2 separate regions of the Homo sapiens genome follow, and region 1 is linked to region 2. The links are chromatin loops, found by intact Hi-C in ENCODE. Cell type or tissue: HCT116. All regions are shown on one strand. Each heading gives the region's core, and the rest is flanking DNA. Links, peaks and the distances in the headings are about the cores only. Region 1 overlaps LOC105373831 (a long non-coding RNA gene). Region 2 has its middle 110 kb from the start of FTCDNL1.

The links. Hi-C counts contacts between places; a loop is a spot of excess contacts. Peaks named below come from ENCODE experiments on the same cell type or tissue, not always from the same donor. Only the 100,000 strongest peaks of a DNase experiment are listed, where the experiment ranks them.
Region 1: it touches region 2 in a loop (6-fold over the local background); 3 of 110 quality-filtered maps call a loop at or near these places.

The regions. Positions count from the first base shown.
Region 1 is chr2:198,656,420-198,659,342 of GRCh38, reverse strand. The region is part of intron 1 of LOC105373831 (a long non-coding RNA gene); the gene reads left to right. Among named protein-coding and RNA genes, the nearest start is that of LINC01923, 280 kb to the right of the region's middle. In HCT116, for the core only: a CTCF peak has its summit at 1,649 (motif pointing left); a DNase peak (open chromatin) is centred at 1,642.
Region 2 is chr2:199,738,609-199,741,531 of GRCh38, reverse strand. It overlaps a transcript of FTCDNL1 not described here. Among named protein-coding and RNA genes, the nearest start is that of FTCDNL1, 110 kb to the left of the region's middle. In HCT116, for the core only: a CTCF peak has its summit at 1,529 (motif pointing right); a DNase peak (open chromatin) is centred at 1,551.

The sequences.
Region 1 (2,923 bases), core at 173-2,672, 1.1 Mb after region 2:
AAATGATTTGCTTTTTCAAATTGGCTTTGAAAAGTGTATCTTCTGCCAAAAGGCCTCTGGGCATGTGTATGAAACATCGAAAACAGATACAACAATACACACAAAAAAGAAATAAATCCCCAGAGTTGGCTCCCCATGAAGTAGCCAAATGGGATCTACCAATCGAACTGAATGAACCATGGAAACAGCACTCTTCTTCTCTATAAATAGCACTTCTCCATGAGAGTTGAAATATATGGGGAAAGGAGACAGGTACACATTGGTACAATCATATGAATTATGATAAAAAATATTACTGCCACACCTTTTTAAGCGGTTCTGCTATTTTTGATCACATTTTCTATTTTAGCAAAATAGTACATCTTAGAAATAGTATTATTTAAGGATCCACAAAGACTAAAAATCTTCAAGCTCTTTGAAAATGTAGAGATGCTTGTTAATTTAACATTTAACTACAGTAACTTTAAAAAATACTTTGGCATCTTGGTTTCATTATACAAATATATTCTTACTCTCTTGCTCATAGGAGAATCTAGAATTCATATTTAATGTTCTGATTAATGAGCATAAACAATGCTTTTAAGATTTTTTTTTACCTGTGTATAATCAAGCCATCTAGTTCCCAGTAACTGCAAATGTCACAGATTTCAATGGTCTCTTTGGGACTTTTAATCTGTTTGCTTTTATAAAGAAGGTGATTTTATTTTTACATTAAGGAAGCATTAACATCATTAAATGGGCTCCCACTTTATGATAACTGCAAATGTCACATTGATCCAGAAAGATAAGAAAATGTGCTCATCTTTGGAACAAATATCCAAGGCATGAGCAGGCAACCCACACTATTTGCATTAAAAAACAAATTGTATAAATGCAGAAGATTGATGTGCCATCTGTTCATGTCCTTCACTTTTCTGGCTCTACTGTGTTGAGATATTTTTATGGAATAGTTACGTTTATTATTTTGAAAATGAGCCACAGGTTAAAAAAGTTTATGGTGGGTAATATAACTCAAAGCTACTGGTTTACTCTGTTCCAGGTATTAAAGCTTGCATTATGTTACATTTCATGTTTTTAAATGTATCACTCTGTCCCTTATGTGGTCTGATGTTCAGACCAAAATAAAGTGTATACGAAATTATAAAGGATGTTTAGGATCAAATCCAAAATATCTTACTAAGACATCTCTTGGAAAGGAGAAGAAAAAAGTCCTTTAAAAATTAACGACTTCAGAAACCTCTGGCAATAGGCATCAAATTGCTCTGTGACTCCCAAGGAACATAAAGGAGTAAAACAGAGTAAATAAATACCTTTTGGGGGGAAGCACATTGGCTTTTAAAGGATGTGCTAAGGCACTACTTTCTTCATTTAATTTGTCATATAAATATCTACTAGCTCATCTAGAAGTTATGAAATTCCATTTTTCTTTTACTTTCTTTTACTCACACCACCAATATTTGCTTTCTTTTTTGAAATGGAAAAAGAAATCGCAGTTTTCCTGCAAGAAGCTTAAGGCTCCATTGTGAGTATTTTACATTTTTTGATTAATTGGACACACACATACACTCACACAAACACACACACACAAAAGCAATTGTGCAGAATGAAGCTCTCATTCAATAATCGCCCTCTGGTGGCAACTGCCTTCGACACCCTAGGCCAAATTTTTTGTCTACAGTACCTTTAAAAATTTATACAAGCCTCCTTTTGCTGTGAAAATTGTACATCGTGTGGCGTCTATATCACTGAATACCATTTCATACATGTTTGTGTATGTGAGTGATTTATCTATAGGTTCATGTTCCCTCAGAGTTTGATCTTATGCTTTTGGCATCGTTGGTTTCTGGTTAGAAAAAGAGTGGCAAAAAAAAAAAAAAGAAAGTTTTTTTCCTGAATTTTGAAACACTCCTGTCAAGTCACTAAAATCAAAAGCTTAAAATAATTTTTAAACACATAATCTTATATTTTCCAAAGGATACCTGATTTTCTTCATCCCTAACCACCAACAGTTTACTGTATTTGGAAAAGATCTATGATGGTAGCAATAATAGCGATTTCTATTTCATTGTCTTCTCAGTGAACATGTGAAAAAAATGCACGCTAGAATAATTTTTCACACCATCAATAATAAACTTATTTTATGTGACTTCATATTTAGCATGTGTAATATTCAAAAACAGTTCTTATTTTGATTTTCTTTGTTTTTTTTTTTTTTTGCAAATGAGTCACTAGTGTACATGAAAGAACAGGACATTATCTGCTGAGAAGCTCAAGCCATATCACTTAGCATGCCTGGGCTTGGGACATGCCCCATGCATCCATGGAGGTCCTCTTTGATTAACTTAGTCTAAAGAATCAAAGAAAGTTTCTAAACGAGGGAAGAGGGATCAAAGGCAGCAACTAAAATGAGTGAAGAAAATACACAGGGTAGGAAGAAGTAAGTGCTGGTTAGGATTTTCTGGAAAAAGAAGTGAAAAAGTTGTGAACATAGAAAAAGCCACTATAGAATATTTTAGAATATCTACAACTTTTTCTTAAAATTGTTTTTACTTAACCTTAGGCAATAAATTGGTCTGCCCAATGACTTCCAGACTACAAGGATAAAGCTAGAGACCAAGTTGGAAATGTGATATGGAAAACATTAGTAAAATAGAGGTTTCAGTCATTACAGAACGTAAGTGACCTTCACATTGTATATAGAAGAATGAAATGCTGTAATATAATCTGCCATAGCATTTCATAAAGGTCAGAGAAAATTCCTGTAAATCCATATTTACTCATGGAAGGCATACAGTCCACCTTGGAAGAAGCAGTGGTTAAAACAAGTTTGTAATTGCTAATATTGGAAACATGCAGAAAAATATATATAACATATATCCATATTTTTTCATTTTGAAAATCTAAAGAAAGATTTTTATTTTGC
Region 2 (2,923 bases), core at 311-2,810:
TATTCTGAAATGAGTAATATAAATATGTCACCTAATCGAAAGGGACTGCTAATTAAAAAATAAAATGTTGAATTAGTTCTTATTTAAAAAGCATGGTGGTGCTTTGTGGGCCAGTGCTACTTCCTACAAGGAGTTCATCAATTAATTAGGTACATATTTAATAGACTTCTTTGGTTACCCAGTTTTGCATTTGTATTTTCATAGGTTGATATGGAGACTTTGAGTTTTGTTTTTTCTTTTGTTTTGTTTTATTTGAGAGACAGGGTCTCACTCTATCGCCCGGGCTAGCGTGCAGTGGAGCGATCATAGCTCACGGCAGCGTCGAACTCCTGGCCTCAAGCGATCCTCCTGCTAATGCCAACTCTAAAATACCCAAGGCAGGATGAACACAGGCTGTCTTCTACTTATTAACTGCACGAACATAAGCAAGTTATTTAATCTTTCTAATTGCAAATTTTTTAACATATAGAGGGGAGGTCATAATTCCTGCCTCAGGGAGTTGTGTTGATAGAGTGGCATGACCGTTCTTTGTGATCTGTGAAGGACTGCCTGAATGAAGACTTGTGAGACACTGCAGGAAGCTGGCACACAGTGGACCCTCTATAACATTTGCCGAACCATTTCATGAAAGTAGATCCTAGCCCTGTCTTCTAACAGCATGAAAAGGGGCATGTGCTCAATTTGTGTAATCCAAATTTTCAAATCGAGAGTTGCTACCTGTTAGCTCTCCCCAGGACTGCCACCTCCCTTTCGTGTGAATGTGAGTTGCGTTTCCAGACTCCCCTCAACAACCTCCCTCCGAGTTTTCCTAACTCAAAGAGGCTACAGGAGATTCAATGACAATTGCCTTTGAGGTTGCCAGAGCAGGCAACTCTTTGTTTCTAATGAATCCATTGGATGGGCCTTTCTCCCCTGCAGCCTTGCTCTTGGAGATCACCTTGATCACAGCTCACCCCACGAAGCTGGGGAAGGGAGGGCACCTATGGAATGTCCTTATGGTGTTCTAACACGTCCTTAGAATGGGGCTCCAGCCCTGTGCTCCACTCCTCCGGGCAGCTCCCATGATGCTCAGATTAGGGGGCAAGAGGGAATGGGGCAGAAAATAAGGCGATTCAGAGGCTCTGGAGAGCTCTCAGAACTACAGCTTGGCTTGAGTTCCCACTCTACCTTTTGGTGGTGCAACTGGCTACGTCAGACTCTGAACTATTAACACCTGCAGAGTTTTCTCTTCTCCAGGCCCTGCTCCATCTCAAAAGTTTCCGGCACCACCGTGGCTGCCTTTGTTTCTCTTGTCCTTTCATTTAGGTGGCTCTTTGCCAGTGATGGTAGCTCATAAAGATGACTAACAGTCATAAAATGAACCGAGTTGTTTTTCCATGCAATAGTGATTCTTTGCAGTTATAATTCTTCTGAACTGACAGCTAAGAAGTGAAAAAAGGTGCGGTAATTGAAATTAATTTCCCCTTTAAACAGTGGTTGTTTTCCACCCTCGAAGTTCTTCTGGCGGCAATGCGTACTCTCGCCAGCAGGGGGCAGTGTTCATCTTTAAATGACGTGAGCCTGGCAGGCCCGGCTCCCAGAGTTCGCAAACCCCACCGTGTCCCAGGATCCTAGGCCCTCCAGAGCCCATACTGAAGTTCTTCTACACACAACGTCTCCTGAATGCAAATCTTATGGACTGGTAAGTCTAGATTTGCTCTGAGTTCTGACATTAAACAAAAGCACTTCCATAAAACGGAATGACGGGGACTTTATGGCAGCATGCAGCGTTATTTTCATTGTGAATAATGTTTTAAGCATTTCGGGGTGTTGGGATGGTCACAGAGTAACTGAAAATCACTCTAGTATTATCATAGCTGCTAAACTGGGTTTTTTGTTTTGGTTTGGTTTTGATTGTTGTAGTCACCCTGAGGCTGTTCGAATAAGCAAGGGAGGAATGAAACAACTTTCTCCCAATTAGCCAAACTCCTGTATGGAGGCCTCTGTTCTTTCACATAAGCATACTCTAGCTTCCCAAAACAGAAGTGTGTTGTCCACAGTGTGGTGACTTGGATTTTGAATGTAAAAACTAGAATCACACTATGTTGCAAGTCAACTTTTAACCAATGAATAGATGATAAGCCCAATATACTCTAAGTTTTACCCGTAAAGCTCCTTCTGAAAATAAAAAATTCGCAGCACACATTTGTGTGCATCCTTGCAGTTTTAGCCCCCTGTTGATAAGAGCACCCCGATTCCGAAGTGGTAGAGGGTAGGGAAAGAGGAAGGGCTATCTCCTCTCCAGTGGCCTTGAGGCAGGAACCAGCATTCAAGAATGTGAGTGAAGTCGGGTGATTAAAATAGCCACACTGCTTCAAACTTTGAAATCTTACTTAAAACACAGTCTTCATTTTATTTCAATGAGAGACATACACTTTAAGGAAACATTTAACATTATTTTTCCAGGTTCTTGAAGAATTTTGCATTTCTTCCTTCCTTCTGAGACATGGTTTCTAGTAATTTCCCCATACAATTTGGGCTTCCTGTGACTGAGAATTTATTGCAACGCCTGTCACATTTTATGGTGCTATTACGAAATTTAACTGAAATACATGAGAATGGTGTGTTTACAAAGGTTGTGCAATCCTCTGAGTTAATAGAAACAAAGTTCCTTTGGAAGAGTTAAGTGGGTCTTAAGCTATAGTACTGAGAGAGGGATACAGAGAGAGAGGAGGAAATTTAGCCCTTACAGTCTTCACCTTTGCTTCACTCCATCATTATTTGCTTTTCTCTTTACCATCATTGATAGTTGAATTCAGCATTCACACCAAAGCAGCTGTGTATTGAAACGAGCTTTCTTAAGAGTTAAGGAATTTAAAGCACTGAGATTTTGGACTTTGGGAAACACAAAGTGAATCATTTGACCTTGAATTGTGTATCACAA